Linked DNA regions of Homo sapiens: region 1 is linked to region 2. A link is a loop called in an ENCODE intact Hi-C map of the cell type or tissue named here. Cell type or tissue: ascending aorta. All regions are shown on one strand. Each heading gives the region's core, and the rest is flanking DNA. Links, peaks and the distances in the headings are about the cores only.

Region 1 (8,344 bases), core at 132-8,131, 120 kb before region 2:
TCCAACAAAGAAATGCTTTAGCTCAATGTCGTATAGGTAATTTTAAGGAGCAGGGGAAAATTAGGATGCTTATTAATGATAAGCTTAAATTACATACAGCTATTTTAAGATTTTATTTGATAGATTACTATTTTGTAATTGTTCAACTTAGCAGATAATTCTACTCTTTGGTCTTCCTCCCTATTTATCTTCATCTCATGTACAAATGTACATTTTCTATAATGTGTTTCAGGTAACATACACAGCTGTCAAGACCTGAAGTACAAAGAAAAGAGGAACTTACAGAAAGATGGAAGAAGAGTATGCCATGCAGATGAAGCTGGGAATTAAAGACCCAGATAGAGGAATAAGGCAAAAAGAGTATGACTACTAGGAAGAGAATGGATTCAGGAATCTTCTGTGTAGGTGGAAGGTAAGAATGGAAACATGAAAAATAGTTAAGGACTACTGCAAAAGTCCAGGCAAGAGATGATGGATACCTGAACTGAGGTTGTGGTGGGAAAGAAAAACAGACAGATTTCATATATATTTTTGAAAAACAAGGAGATTTGATGATTCATTGAACCCAGAAAATTAATAAAAGTAATAAAAGATAATTCCTACTTTTTTTGGCTTGAGCATGTGAATAAGTAGTGATGCCAGTTATTATTAAGCTGGGGAAGGGTGAGGAAGTGATATAGACAGGAGGCGGGGAAATACTGGGTAGAAGAGGGCAGACCCCAACGAGGGCCACACTCTCAAGCCTGGACCTGCAGTCCAAAGTGAGAACATGCATTCCTGTTTTCCTGCCCAAATTTGCCTTTTCCAAAACCATGTTGGCTGTCCCCACCTCCCCATCCTGTACCCATAAAAACCCCAAGCCCCACCAGCAGAGTGGCAGAGTGGCAGAGGAGAGAAGAGAGGCAGCAGAAGGACATCAAAGAGAAGCAGCTTGACTTCAGAGGAACAGCTTGACAGCAGGACTTCGCAGAAGAGTTCCACAGGGGACGGCTGAACTCCAGGAGAAGACCACCTTCCCACTCCATCCGCTTTCCAGCTCCCCATCCTGCCAAGAGCCACTTCTACTGCTCAGTAAAATCCTCCACATTCACCACCCTTCAATTCATTCATATGACCTTATTCTTCCTGGATGCCAGACAAGTACTCGGGTACCAAGAGGGCGGGTGCAAAAGGCTGTCACCCTGACCCTCCACTGATCTGTTAAACACTTAAGTTGTCTGTGGATGGCAAAGCTAAATGAGCACACTGTAACACATGCCCTCTAGGACTCCGGAGGTCACAGGTTCCCCTCCCCTCCCCCCCACCCCCCAGGAAGCTTCCACTGGACTGCACAGGATTCTACTCCTGCGGATGCCCAGAAGCACTTGTCCCAGTCCCTGTACCCACTCACCTGCATGCTCCCCGTCCCGTGAGGGGATGAGAGCTGCGAGCTGAGTAAACAAGTCAATCCCTTTGTGAGTCCCGCGAAGGGGTCAAGGGAACTATCCCATTTCTGAAGGAAGGGGCTGGAGGGGTGTTGTAATAAAAAATTCTATTGGACATATTAAATTTGAGATGCTTACTAGACATACAAATGGAGATTTCAAAAAGATAGCTGAATATGAGTCTGAAACACATCACTGCCTTCTAAATTTTATTTTAATCATATGCATATCTGTTAACAACTAGTTTATACTTCTGGTTGTATTAGGGAAGAAAGATGGTTTAAATTTTCTTTAACTATTAAGTAGATCCTCCTCTTAATTGTGACTGAGTCTTGAAATGCATACCAAAGGTCGTAGGCTCTCTGTACTTCCTCTTCTTTCTAAACTCCCGATGGATTTCTGATAAGCAGAATGCTCCCCCTATTAATTCCATCTACTGCCTGGAAACTGTGGATATGTTTCAATATATGCCTAACTGGACTCTGCGGATGTAATTAAGGCTACTAATTAGTGACTAAATAGATTCCTCTGGATTACTTAGGTGGGCCCGATCTAAAAAAATTTGCTCTTGAAAGCAGAGAACCTTGTCCAGCTAGGAGCAGAAGAGAGCCATGGCAACATGTCATGAAATTTCACGTGTGAGAATGATCAGCACACCATTACTGGCTCTGAGATATTACAGCCTATGTAGAAGCACCAGAGAGAGGGCTCTAAGAGCTAAGGGAGCCCCCTAGATGACAGTCAACCAAGAAACAGAGACCCTAGTCCTATAACCATAAGGTACTGGATTCTGCCAGAAGTATGGATCAGCTTGGAAGTAAATTCTTCCCCAGAAACTCCAGATAAGAGCCTGCCAGAATTCTGACCTACAGAACAGTGAGATAATAAATGGGTGTTATTTTAAGCCACTATTTAAGCCACTATTTAGTTATAGCAATAATAGAAAATTAACACAAGACTTAAATGTAATAAGGTGATGGGGATGAGGAAAGTGGGATTCTATTTCCAGAGTACTAAAATGTATGAAATATGGACATGTGAAACTCCTAGTCATGGTTGATGTGGGCACTGTCTCCCTTTAACACTTAGAGCCCTTCGTGTTGATGAGAAAATTTCATTGATCTACTAACGCCCTAGCCAAGACTATAGCCAGGTAGTCCCATAACTAAATCTCCAGATGGGCTTTCTAAATACCTGAAATGTGAAGATGAAACTTCTTCCCTCAACCACCACTACCACCACAGAAATGGTGCAGGGCATGGGATAGTCACTCCTTTCACTCACATGAGAACCCTCAAGAGCACTGATAGGGCAAACTGCGAACCTCAGGCATTTGACTGCTAGTGTAGTTGCCTGACTCCACAGCATAAAGAGGTGAAGGTAGGGGGCTATAGGCTCAGACAGCAACATTACAAATGTCCAGTTTTAAAAAACACATATTTCCCCTTCACCCATAATTACTACGATAGAAACCCAATTTTCACCATTCAGATAATAACCTGAAAACCTCACTCTTCAGATAATGTGTGTAAAAGCATTCTGGATATGAAAGGCTGTAAAGTTATACTAATACAAAATGTAAGAAACTTCAGGTAAACCAGTAGTCAAAAATCATGCATAGAAGTTCCATTTATGTAAGACGACTTTCTCCTAGCTAATTCCTACTTGTTAATCAAAGTGTAGTTCAATGTTATTTCTTCTCTTCTAGTTCCTAAAATATATTAACACCCACGTTACTGTACTGACCACATTGTAGTAATTGCATGTTTATACTTCTTTTTGTGAGTTTCTCATATCATTTCTTACCAGAATCTAACACACTGATGATCACACAGTATACACTCAATAAATGTTTTTAAATTGATTAATTTCTTCAAGATACCATAGCTTTTTTATGAGATAGCTTTAGGTATCTAAAAGATGAGTCACAGACAGAAATAAAGGCCCTTTATTAGGCCCCAATATATCACATATATTTCTACACTACTTTAGGGAGCTATGCATTTCCAGTCTTCAATTTCTCTCTTTTAATTTAATATTATTGAGTGTAAAAATGTTAAGAAAATACAAAGCTTACTGCCTAGAATATTTTGGAATCCATTTATATTAGACTATGTAACATATTCTAAATGTTGTAAGATTGACTATAACAATGCTAACTTATTATATGTCAGATATCATTCTAAGTGTTTCACATGAAGTAAATAAAGCATTTATTCCTCACAACAATCTACCTTTATATTGGATATTATTATCCCATTTTCCAGAGTGACAAAGAGGTTAAGTGTGCTGCAAAAGGTCACAAATTGCAACATTTTATAGCGTTCTACTTTATTTTCTCTATCCCTCTCCAAAAAGTTTATCAAACCAATTTTAAATGAATTACATTTCCAAAAGTTTTAAGCCTTCCCAAATTCTTTTTTTTAATAAATGGCAATATATAGAAGTGTCACAAAACTAGAGGTTTAAATTACTAAGATTTTGTTAGTACTTTGTTGTTGTACATATGGTTTCTCCTTTTATTTTAGAACTCTAGTAAGTGATTACTGAACCCATTAGTTTCTCTATAAGGAATTGGTGCTGATTTCAGTAACTTTCATTTCTATATCACTCTCCAAGTAACTTTCTTATGATGATTCTGATAAATAGCTTACCATGTTGATACAGTTTTAATTATCAAGTAATATCTGAAGAAACTTTAGTATTGCAGAAAAGTCAAAATTAACTACAACTCCATACCCTGGGAGAAACAATCTCATACATCACTATGTGGTATTCTATTCCAATAAATTCTAACACATTTTAGAACTATGAAATAAAGGTGAGCCTGAGGCACTAGAACTACATTATTGCTTAAACTGACCCTGTTTTAAATCACCCAGGCCCCAAATATATGGTCTGCTGCCAACCATGGCAGAACGGTTAGATGACACTTACCTCACAATATTATAAGCTACGGAGTCAGCCAGAAGGTGGCAGAATGGGGCCATTTAGGCTTCACATACATACCAGAAAAATCTTTTATTGTCATTACCTTAAATTTTAGCAATATAAGATAAACACAAGTTTAGGTTATTATACAAATAAAAGTGTAATGTACCAGAAATATGCAATAACATTATTTTATTTATACAAATCAAACTATAAAATTCTCACATAAACTACCATATCAGAAACTAATATCCATTTTCCCTCTCATAAATCTATTTATACAACCCATGAAAAAATTAAGTCTTCCAAAGATCCCCCATATAATTCCAAAACGTCCTTTTAATTCACTAACAATTTAATGGAAAAATACTAGTAAACGTCACATTACATTTAATTTGGTAAGTTCAATCATAATTACTATATAATGGCAAGGTAAAATCTTTTATAAAATCTCATATAACTTTTAAGAAAACAGTTGTTCTTATATTGAGCTGGTTTAATGCAATTTAGACACTATGACTTAATATATGGCAGATTAGCCATATGATTCTTCTATTACATTTGACTGTTTACAATGGATCTGTTTATCTCTGCATTCCTGGTACCTATCACAGGACTTAGAACACATAAACCCTCAACTGAGAAACATTTGCTCAATTGAGTATAAGATTTCAAAGAGAAAACTGAAGGCCAAAAGCAATTAAGCAGACAGCTAAAACACCAATTTGTCTTAACATGGTTATTTTTATTTTTCTATCAGGTGACCAGCCTTCCCAAATGAAAAATAAAACCACCCACAGAAACTAGATTTTAAAGCCAGATCTGCCAACATTAGCCAATTTACATCAGAGGGAGAGGCTGAAGAGTGCTGGAGAGAATTGTTTTGGAGCAGTTATGAGGTATGCAACACATTCAGGGCAGGAGGTCACCCTTACCTCAAATCAACTGAGGGGCTTCAAGGAAACCACTCAGAGACTTAACATGTACCCTATCTGCTAGGATTTATAAGAGTTAGGGACTGTTTTGGGGGGACTCACCAAATGTACAAAATGTAAAGGTACTAAATGGTAGATAAAACCACCTCTGCTCAGTGGCAGAGTGAAAAGAATTATGTTGAGAGGGGGCTCAACTTGGAATAGCAGGGAAAATACATTTATGTCCTATAGACCCCAGAAAAGAGAGTGTGTGCAAGGGAATCATAAATTGCCAGCCAGAGGAGAGGGCTTCTCTCACAAAGAGAACTGAAATCTGAGGGCCACAGCAGGTTTACTGTGAAGCTAACAGAGATTAAATTTCAGGACCTCTCAAGTGCAGGCAACCCTTCTAATACCCTGGGAGAGATTCTAGCATTGTGTTCACAAGGACACATGCTTTTGTAAGACTTGCAAAAGTAAGATATTTTAATAGCAATTGGTTGAGATTGCTGTCTCTTTTCTCTCCAACTTCCCCTTCTTCACACTTTCCATTATGTCAGGTGCTAATGGAGTGGCACCAGGCATTTTAGAGATCTGAATAAGGGAAAGTTTAGGGGTAATGTACAGTTTTAGCTACGATTGGCAAGAAGTTTGGGGATTTTTCAATTAAAAAGTTAAAAATGACAGACTTGTGATTTGAATGTGTACATATATATGTATATGAATATATATGTATAATACATGAATGTATATGAGGAGTACCTCCTTTTTCATCTTCAAATTTATGTATTAAAAAAACAAGATAAATTTAGAAGAAACATAATGAAATATGAAAGAGATTATAAAGAGGAGACATAAAATCAATAAAAATGTTCCTATATAGAAAAGTGAATTCAAGTTATTTTTTGTAACAAATACACTAAATCATGAAAAAAGGAAAAATTCCAAATAAAAATAATGAATAGGCATGTTGTTTCATAATGTAATTAATCAAGAGAATATGAACATGTTAGAAAAGATGTTTAAGTCTCTTGGCAATTGACACAAAATAGTAACAATAACAAAGATACATAAAACTCGTGATAGCTAGTACAAGAACATTAAAGACAAACTATTAGTGATTATTGTTACTTCAAAAATTACCTAAGATCAAGATTTGAAAAGTCTTGAAATCTTGTAGCTCATACACAAAAGAAACTTCTCAGGGACCATTACCTGGTGTTTCTTCAACCATAAAAAACAAGTATCTGGGAACCAGAAGGTGGAGGTGGGAGTGGTAGATATCACCACCCTATTTCACTGAATCTATGACTATCAATTATAAAAATCACCATTATATCATGTACCACTAAGAAAAAAAAGAAAAATGTACAGCAATTAAACTATGAGATACTTTGTCAGTTATAAATTTTTTCCCTATTAAGAGAGAACTATTTTTGATTTATTTAGACATAACTTTTTAATATCACTCTTGTAAACATATGAAGTGAAAAAAATTTTAAACTTGTTAAGAAATTCCTAAAATGCTTTCATATTCATAGTCTGACTCTTCCAGACTATTTTTTGATGCACAGTCATTATTGTGTGTTTTTACACAATTATTGTTCTTTATATCAAAAATATTGATACAGTATTTTTTGAGGCGCTCTACTACCATCTCCTATATTTTCTTCCAACCTGCTGATACGCATTTTCATGTTTGTGCATGTATAGACAATAACAAGCACATCACAAGAATTGCCTGACTGATGTCATCATTTTAGGAAGCATCCTAATTTCGAATACACTAAAATGTGAGACAAAAGTATGTATGTCAAAATTAATGAACTATAGTATGATAAGTTACCCATTTGAAAATTTTCTACTTCTTGTCTCTGTAACTTTGGACTCTTTAACAGTTGAGACATTTTAATACCCTTGGAAGTACTCTTCAAGAAATATGAATTTAGAAGTACTCTTCAAGTATGGGGAGTACCTGTAACAATTAATCCCTTGAACCAGAAGTTTAGAGTGCCAGCTGGGCATTCTGGTCACATTTCACTGAAAAATACAGGCCGAAAAGGAAAGTTACTTCTGTTTGAGTGATTAATCCTGGTTATTACTGAGACATAAAGTTGTGTTATAGATGGAGGTGGGGTACTTTCTTGTAATTTGCATATTGAGTATAAAAACAGAGAAGACTTCAGTATTCCAATATAGGAAACACTACCAAGGTCTCAATGATTCAAGAATGATGGTCTAAACTACTACCCTGAAAAAGAATCCCTTCTACACTTATATGCTGCAGTGGGAAATTTATAGCAACTTTCAAACAGAACAAGGACTATAGCAGCTACTCATAAATGCCACCTTGCTATGCTATATGTGTGCCTATGTATGTGTGTACATATAAACACATCAATTTCCTTCTTGCCTTTCCCCAGGAATTTTACATAAGGCGTGGTCATTAACTTTATAATTTAGTACTAGGGCTGTGGAAAGTCAAGGTGATATTATGGCTAAATGATATGAGTGAATATCATCTAGAAATTGATATACGGGCTGATGGATTTTTAGATCTCTCTTTTTGGGTAGAAGTTGAGTGTTTTCATTTATATGAAGGACAGTAGCATTAAGTTAGCTGTAGAATAGTGTAATTGCCATTCTTTGAAAGCATCAGTAGAAGGGTATAAATAGGTGATGAACAGCCAAAAGAGTGGACCATGCTGGATATTGTAAATTGGTTCATTCAATGTCCCTTCCATTCTCCTTCTTTAATAGTTGGACAGGTTGGAAAGCTATAAAATATATTTCCTGGACTCCTTGTTCTTAAAGTTTTGGATAAAAATAAAGTTCTCCCCACTAGATGCTCTTCTATGATATTTGAATATGTATTTCTGATGACAAGCATGGTCATGGAAATAAGGTTTCTCAGAAGTATTTCAGTCACTTCCAGCTCCAGCTTCTGAACAATGAAAAAAATCATATTCATACTGTAAGACAGAGAAAGACATGGCAGAGGCAGAGAGACAAACACAGAAAGAGGGAGAAAAATATATAAATCTAATGACATCATTTGAGGTCCTGGATACTGCA
Region 2 (8,344 bases), core at 16-8,015:
ATATATAAAAGTAATTTTGAATGAGTATCATTTTAAATTTGGGGCTTTTTGAAGATTTGTTGAGAATGACAAAAACAACACTGAGAAAAATTCTAAACCCTTTAATAAATACATTTTATATGATAAATGTAAAATTACATAATGTAGGTTTTAAATAACAGCCTCTTATTTCCTTCTTAATAAAAGGTGGGATTAAGGGGTTAAGTCTAGAAGCCTGAATGTTATTTTTTGTAGGCCCCATATTGTTTTTGTCCAGTATGGTCTGGTCAAACTTGGCTGTACATTAGAACCACCTACAGAACTTCATAGGAATCTAGTTTCCAGAGTCTCATGCAGGAGTTCCTGCAATCATAATTTTGCAGCAAGAATTTTAGGCATCACTGGTCAAGTTTATGTTACAAGGTTCACTTCTTATTCTTAAATTCAGGGTCTCTTTTCTGAGCACAGAAACCTAGAAAAGGGTATCCAATGTTTAAATCTTCTGTGGGAAATGACTCATTTCCTCTTAGAAATGAGAGTTGAAAACAGGTTTTTAATAATAAATAAAAAATAGATTCTGCTGCAGAGAAACATGCAATGTACATGTTCTCTATAGCAGGAGACAGTAAAAGTATGCTGATATTCACGTCATGTATTGGTTAGTGTTTGAAATCCAGCTTTGTCTCTTTCCAATTGTGCTACCTTTGACAAATTAATACACCCTTGTAATTCTCAGTTTCTTCATTTATAAAATGGGAGTGATAATAGTACTTACTTCACATAATACTAGTTACTCAAACACTAATGATTTAATAAGTGTTAGCTAAACGCAAAGAGAAACAACACAATTAAGCACTCTCTTCAGCAAGAATAAGTTGAGAGGTTAATGTCACCACATGCTTTGGTAAGAGACCAACACATAGCAGGTACTGGAATATCTTGCATCAAGATTTAACATTTTGTGGCTCACAATGCAGTTTTATCAAAGGCATTAAGTATTCTCTTTCTCTCTAGCTCTCTTCTTATTAGTATCATTTAAAAAGTAATATTGGAATGTTCCCAGATCATGCTAGTTTGTGAATACAAATGAGTTCATGTTAATATCGGTGCCTAAATAAGGTTTAACAATCATCTTGAGTTTAATAATGATTCCCTTGACCCTGCAGTGCCTCCCTAGTCTCCATCATTTGCAGCAAGAAATCCTCAGCAGTGTCTTTCAGGTGCTCAGGAATAATACCACTCCTGCTTTACTGCTCTGGGCTCCTACTTAAGTTACCTTGACCTTGTATCGGCCACCAGTGTTCTTTATGAGAATATACCCTCACTGGGCAGATCAGTTCCTATCGCTGGCAAGGCTGTATGGAGGTCTATTTCAGGTTGGGTGAGAGAATGGCTCTCTTGCCAGCTCCATGCTGTCATTTGTCACCAGGCCTAAAGTAGTACTTCTTAGAACTTAAATTTCACAAAGTCATTTGTGGGGAAGATGATTATTTAGCTTCTGGCCCTAAGTTCTTTACACAGCAGGCTCAAAACCATTTGAGGACTCTGAGGAAAGCAGGGAATGCAGGCATCACACCATTCCTTCCACTTCTTTTGACAATTTCCCAAGGCTGCCAGCACAAAAATTCCCCTTTCTTCATTCAGAAACATATGTTCCAAGAGTGTCAACTTATACAAACAGATTGCTGCAGATGTCACTGGCCCATCCGCACCACAAATCATAAGGCTCTAAATTCCTTTCTATATCCCTATCATCTAACATCTGACATAAAGCACTAACTCAGAAGACGCCTCATCTACATGTGTTCTGTTCCTGTTGTTGCCTTTGAAAGTGAAACAACTGCACATGGAGAGAAGAATCACACATTTCTGAGCCTGAGGCCAGTCTGGCCACTGGGGACCCAATGCTCCTGCTCCTCGGCAACATGCAACTTTGGGGATTTCTGTTTTGCTGCTGCTGACGTGTGAATCTTTACAACAACCATTAACATAGTAACAATATCATATCATACAGAAACAATTTAATTTTATTCCTGATTTCTCAAAAAGCTTTCTTGAGGTGACGTTAAGTGTTGCTAATACCTCTGTTACTTAACATTTTTTTTGATAAGGTATATGAGGACCCATGATAATAGGTTTATTGAAAAATTCTTGCCCCTTCCTAGGAATGGAAGAATGATAACATGTAATGTAGTAATAGTGCATGCATAGTGTAAAGTGTAATACAGTGAAAATAATGATGTAAAGATGATTAACAAGAAGGCAGTGGAGAATTCCTCTTCAACCTCATGTGACCTTGACAGTGTATTGTGACGCTGATGTTCGGCTAGTTCTGGGTGAAGTCCAGCTTCTTCTTTCTGATCACTCTTCTTGCCTCAGGGTGATGCCTACCCTGGACACCTAACTGCCCCCTCTCCATTCTAAAACCCCTTCTCACAAAGGAAGGATAAACAGACTCACATTCAAGTTGCAATCACAGATGTGACACGGTTTAATGTATATCGTTCTCAGAGGCATTCTAGGGGAAAGGAACAAGTCAAAAACTCCAGGTGGCAATGTCTGCTCTGCCGCTTATGATCGTGAGACTAACCCAGCACGACAAACCCTGAGCCCAGTTTCTCACCAGTGTCCTTTATGAGAAGATGCCCTCACTGACCAGATCAGTTCCCAATGCTGGCAAGGCTGTATGGAGGTCTATTGCAGGTTACCAATCTCACAGGAGTTTTTAGAAGAATAAATGAAGAAATGAAAATGAGACTATTCTCAGCACAGTGGTCTATAGAAAGTGCTGAATTTATGTTGATTTACTCAACGAAGGACAAAACTTTAAATTGTGAAATTTTATATTTTTTGGGATGCACTTGGAGGGCCTTTTTTTTTCCTACCTTTAATCACATTTTATAGGTAGTTGCCAATTCTGTTCTATCTTTTCTTTTTTTCTACAGGGAAAACTGTACACTTGTCCTGATCTTCACCATGCTCTGAAATGAACCTGTGTGAACCCAGCGTGACAGAAGCAGGGACCACAAAAGTCTAAGGAATTCATGTGTTAGGACTTCTTCCAGTTCTATACAATTCATTTTATGAGAAGACATGATTGCCTTCCCGTTTTCAAGACACGCAACTCTAAAATGGTGAACAATGAACCTCGAATATTCTTTAATTTCTGCAACAATCTTCTGTAAATCTTTATCTCGAAATGGCTTCCTAAATCTACATTTTTTTACAACTGCCGTGGTTCAACATTTGCTTAGCAGGAACTCTAGGTCAGAGCTGTCCCTCAGCATCTACGGGATGGGGCCCCACCTGATTTTATTTCCTAACTTTCGAGCTGGCCTCAGATACCCGTTTATTCTTTGCTTCACAAAGATGCTTAGATAAAAGATCTGAAGACTCTCTTCAAAGATTCAAAAAGCTCCACTGTTTTGTGGGAAGATGTCTGTGGTCAGATAGGCAGGTGGATCGGGCGCCTAGGGCCCGGAGGTAGAAGGAGGTGGCCGGAGGCGCTCAGGCCAGCGCCTCTCGCATCTCTGAGGAGGGGCGCCGCCCAGGCGCTCGCGTTGCTAAGTCCTCTGTTTGCCGCGTTCTAAAGGAGCCCCGAGCGGGACCAAGGCAAACGGGGGGGGGGTGTGTGTGGCCCGGGAAAGCTCGAGCAGTGTCTTCAGTAAACCCCCAGAAGAGGCAGCGGCCCCTCCGTTGATCCCTCCTGTCCCCAGGACCTCCTGACTCCGAGGGGGCAGAGGATTCCCCGAGTCCTTTGTTCCTCCCAACCGTCGCCGCCCCCGGCGCCCGCGCCTCTCGGCACGTCGTGCACCCCCGGCCGCAGCAGGCGAATGGTCTGGCCCGTCGGTAGCCGCCACCCGCTTGGGCAGCGACAGCTGTTCCAGGCACTCCGCGTCGAGCACCGGAGTCCCGAGCCGTGGCTGCCACGGGCGGTGGGCGGGCGGAGGAGAGCACCGGACCACCAGTGCAGGCTGCCGAGTCGGGGCGGCCGCCCACGGGGAAGCTGCGAGGCGCGGGAGCACCTGGGGGACCGCTTGCAGCGGGGACGCGAGGACCCGGGCTGGGCTTTCCTCACCCGGGTGAGTACCTGCTGCCGCCATCCTCCCCCGACCCCCTTCCATGTCCCCACGTCCCCAAAGGCTCCGCCCTGGCCCTCTTTCCGGGCCCCCATCCCCGGACTGTCACTGCTCTGGGGACACCGTCCCCGCTGGGAGCCGCGGAACGGGGAGCTGCTGCGTTCGTGCAAATGATTCAGCACCATTCGTGCCCTGAGAGGTTTGGGCAGAATGGGGGAGGGAGAGGGCGGAGGGGACGGGGTCAGTTGCTGTGATCTCAGCTCAGTTTTTAGGCTCCAGATGGGAGACTCGGGCGGGCGGGGTCGGGTTGGGTGAACGAGGAGGCTCCCTGCTGGTTTATTCTGTAATTCCGTCGTTTTCCCACATCGTGGTATAAGCCTCCGCGAGTATGCGGGGCATTCTTGAAAGGGTATCAAAATGCCCTTTTCGCACATGCGAGTGAAGTCTAGGGCCCTTGTAGGTACCTCTCACTTTCTCCACATCTTGCTCTGTTGGATGCCTGACTCATGCCATCATCCACTTATATCACATCGCAGCGTTCCCTCGACTGATGTAAAAGATACCCTATGAAAGTTGCCTTGTATTCTGGGTGGGTTTGATTGATCCTGGCATAGAAAGAAAAGATTTAGGAGAGGTAGGAAATAATACCTTCATAGCCTAGGCACTTACTTTTATATATCGTATTTTATTAAATCATCATAATCCAGAACCAAATGTGGAAACTGAGGAGCAGGGAAGTTAAATTACATTCTCAAGGTCACAGAACAGGAATTCGAATATAGGTTTTCCTGACTCTATAGTCCATGGATTTTCCACTGTATTAATGGAGTGTGTCCAAGTGTACATATATATGCTCTATTAGATATTAAACATAGAATTAATTAATTGAGGAGTAATCTCAAACAACAGCAACAACAACCTGTAAACTTTCTGCATAAGGAATTATTGCTCCTTCAATATGAAAGAAAGATGCTTTGAATCATGTGAAAAATAATCTATTTTCTTAGAAAGCTTATGGCAAAAAATATGTGAACAACACTACATAGGAGAGTGAGGTCATAACAGGAGATGTTCAGCACATTTTTGGCAGTGATATTTGGTGGATGCTCAAGTGTTGGAGAAGTCGATTAAAAACGTAAGAAGAACTCTGGAAATCTTTTTCTGTCTTAAATGTTAGGGAGACATTTACAGTAATAATAGTTACTTAGTTCATGAGGTGTGCGACTGAACTGCACCCCACAATAGGGTGACAGGTGAACCCATACTAAGATAATGTTACTTGATTCATTACAACTCTGTGATATTGCATAACAGGTGATAACTCCATTTTACAGACTAAGGAACAAAATTCAGAGAAGGTTCAAGACCACTCAGTAAGCCATGGAATTTGGACAAGCCTTGACTCTTAGTCAGTTTAGAAATATGAGTGTTGTAGTAAAATGTAGTTCTTATATAGTGGGAAACTGAATTAGTTTGTTGTTACCCTGCCGTTAAGAGTCAACAATTATATTGACCTTCTATGCTCCTTCTGTAAAAATAATGGATGCTAGGTCTTTCTTCGCCCGTTGATGGGTCCTTTGACTTGCTTTCATTAGCGACTTACAGATTTTTTCTTAAGAAATGCATCTCTTGTTTATGTCTCAAGAGGCAGGTTGCTATAGTACAGATGCTCATTATCTCTAAATACTCACATAGTATTGATGGTAGGCAGGAACAGAGTCATCTTAGTATGTCATTTCTAAAGTATTGAACCATTTGCATTGGAGAATTCTTTTTCAAGTTAACGGGGGTATTGATAAAGTCCACTGCCTAAATAAGGACATAAAATGGAGGCACAAATTTATATTTGTTGTTCAAACAAGAGTATGAGAAGTGGGGTCTTGTGAAGAGTCTTGAGTTTGATTCCTAAAAGTCATTTCATTTTGTTCTTTACATGGCTATAACCTATATCCTGAACCTTGGCAAGGCATCTTGTAATCCAATCTGTTTAATCCTAAGGGGGACAGCAGAACTGGCATGAATGAATAAGCAAAAATACAATACCACTGCTGTTAAAAAAAAAAAAAGGAAAGTGCATGTCCTGGTGATGGATGGTCAGCAGCAACATTTTAAAACAGAGACAGCACATTTTACTTAGATGACATCACTGAGAGTATGAATATAATACCAACTTGGCTTTAGAACTGCTCTCTCTCCTCTGTCCAATGACTACAGTCTGCAAACCATCTAAATTCCCCACTTCAAGGAACTTAAAGTCTAGCAGGGGAAATTTTACTTACACGTGAGTAATTAACAAATAACTTAGAATTGGCTTAATACCAGAAAAGGGTGGTGCAGACCTACTGCTATAGCGGTACCTTAAGAGAAAAGAGAAATAGTAGAGCCTTGGATGATCAGAGGATCAGGAAAGTCTTCATGGGTTGAAGTGAATTAAATCAGTCTCAGAGACTGGAAGGATTCTGATAGGCAAAGAGAAAGCCACATAAAGGTTCAGCTAAGAAGTGCTCATCTACTGTTTGGATACATGGTGAAAGATCATGAAGAAACTTGAATGTCAGACAGTGAGATCTGTTTCTGATCTGTTAATCATTTCTCTTTCTTACATTCTCCATATCTGTTGCCCCGAGTCCCCTTCCAGGAAATGGTCTGTTTCCTGGGTACTAAAAGGATTGTCAACTAAACTGAGAAAAAGTTTTCTGTGCAAGTACAATTTTTCCTCTTCCAAAGGAATTTGCCTTTTAGCTCCGGCCCCCATTAGATAATTATGAACAATTTGGAAAGTTTAAGAATATAAAAAGGAAAAAAACACCCTCATAATTTGACCAACTAAAGACAATCACTATTCATTTTTGACATGTTTCTTTCCACTTTTTTCATGCGTAGTTTTAATTATGGTATCTATATTACTTTTATATTATTTTTAAATTTAAAATTCTATAACTTTAGTTTTCATTTAATTACAACTGGCTTAATACTAGGTTTAAAATGCCTAATAGCAGGCTTAAAAATGACTACATAATTTTCCATTTGGTAGATGTATTATCATTGCCTAATTGTTCCTCATTGTCACTATTGATGACATCATAATAAACAATTATTGATGATAATAATAGCACTGTGATGAACATCTTTGTGCGTATGCTTTTTTTTGTATTTTGAATATTAGTTCCTTTGCATAGAGTCTCAGAAATAAAATTTCTGGGTTAAAGGGTATGAGGTCTTGAAGTTGCACTATTTTAAGCAAGTTTTGAAACTACTGAGTTCTTATATTAGGCCATTCTTGCATTGCTATAAATAAATACCTGAAACTAGGTAATTTATAAGAAAAGAGGTGTAATTGGCTCACAGTTCTGCAGGCTGTACTGGAAGCATGGCAGCATCTGCTTCTGGGGAGGCCTTAGGAAGCGTCCAATCATGTTGAAGGGGAAGGGGGAGCAGGCACGTCACATAGCAGAAAGCAGGAGCAAGAGAGAGAGTGAGGGGGTGGTGCCACACACTTTAAGTGACCAGATCTTGTGAGAACTCAGAGTGAGCGCTCACTTACCGCCAAAGGGATGCATTAAGCCATTCATGATGGATATGTCCCCAGGATTCAAATATTTCCCACCCCCACCTCCAACACTGGGGAATAAAATTCAACATGAGATTTGGATAGGGACCCATATCCAAACTGTATCAATTCCCAGTGTTCAATTTGGAATACTTACATGTTGATTATAGAATATTTGCATATTAATAATTCATAACACCCAATCTTGTCTGTGGCTCCTCAGATTATAGTCTTTCAAGCAACTTCTTTTGATTAGACTAAAGACTGATTAAATCATGGAGACTGGGAGAAAGGCAGGCAGTTGGTGTTACTGAGGAGAGAAGATACTAAGTTGGAGAACAGGCTTGGTGAGAGTGAGTAAGAGTTGATAGTCAGAGAAGGAGAATATGTGATAGACTACTTTCTGGTTCCAGTGTTGTATTTGTGGACTTCAGCTGTAAACCTCTGCATTCCCTCACCCACAACACACATATCTATCTCCTTCAAATTTCAGTTTATTCTATCCTCTTATATCAGATTCCCAGGTCTCCAGCTTCAGGGTCCTGATATTGCAAGGCACAGCTGTGAGCTCACTTTTGCACTCTAATTTGGGGAATTCACAAAGGTGAGAGCAGGAATTTGGGACCTCTGCTTAGGTCTGAGCAGAAGTCCTGGGCACAAGGTATAAGGTGTAAGGGAGGGACAGTTGACAGACATTAAAGACCTCTCCTGCCTCCCCTGTACATTTGCCAGAGAT

What was found. A loop is a pair of places that touch in the nucleus more often than their neighbours do. Peaks named below come from ENCODE experiments on the same cell type or tissue, not always from the same donor. Only the 100,000 strongest peaks of a DNase experiment are listed, where the experiment ranks them.
Region 1: it touches region 2 in a loop (2.3-fold over the local background); 24 of 110 quality-filtered maps call a loop at or near these places.

The regions. Positions count from the first base shown.
Region 1 is chr1:84,119,042-84,127,385 of GRCh38, reverse strand. It overlaps a transcript of PRKACB not described here. Among named protein-coding and RNA genes, the nearest start is that of PRKACB, 21 kb to the left of the region's middle. RefSeq lists an enhancer at 4,322-4,471. In ascending aorta, for the core only: a CTCF peak has its summit at 4,377 (motif pointing right); a DNase peak (open chromatin) is centred at 4,365.
Region 2 is chr1:83,994,648-84,002,991 of GRCh38, reverse strand. It overlaps TTLL7 (tubulin tyrosine ligase like 7), which reads left to right and starts at 3,860. Exons shown (of 21, transcript NM_024686.6): 1 at 3,860-4,061. It overlaps LOC124904205 (a long non-coding RNA gene), which reads right to left and starts at 3,704. Exons shown (of 2, transcript XR_007066195.1): 1 at 3,286-3,704. RefSeq lists silencers at 3,961-4,060, 4,071-4,200. In ascending aorta, for the core only: no CTCF peak of the experiment used is centred there; DNase peaks (open chromatin) are centred at 3,591 and 3,821; H3K4me3 peaks cover 6,254 bases; H3K27ac peaks cover 6,480 bases.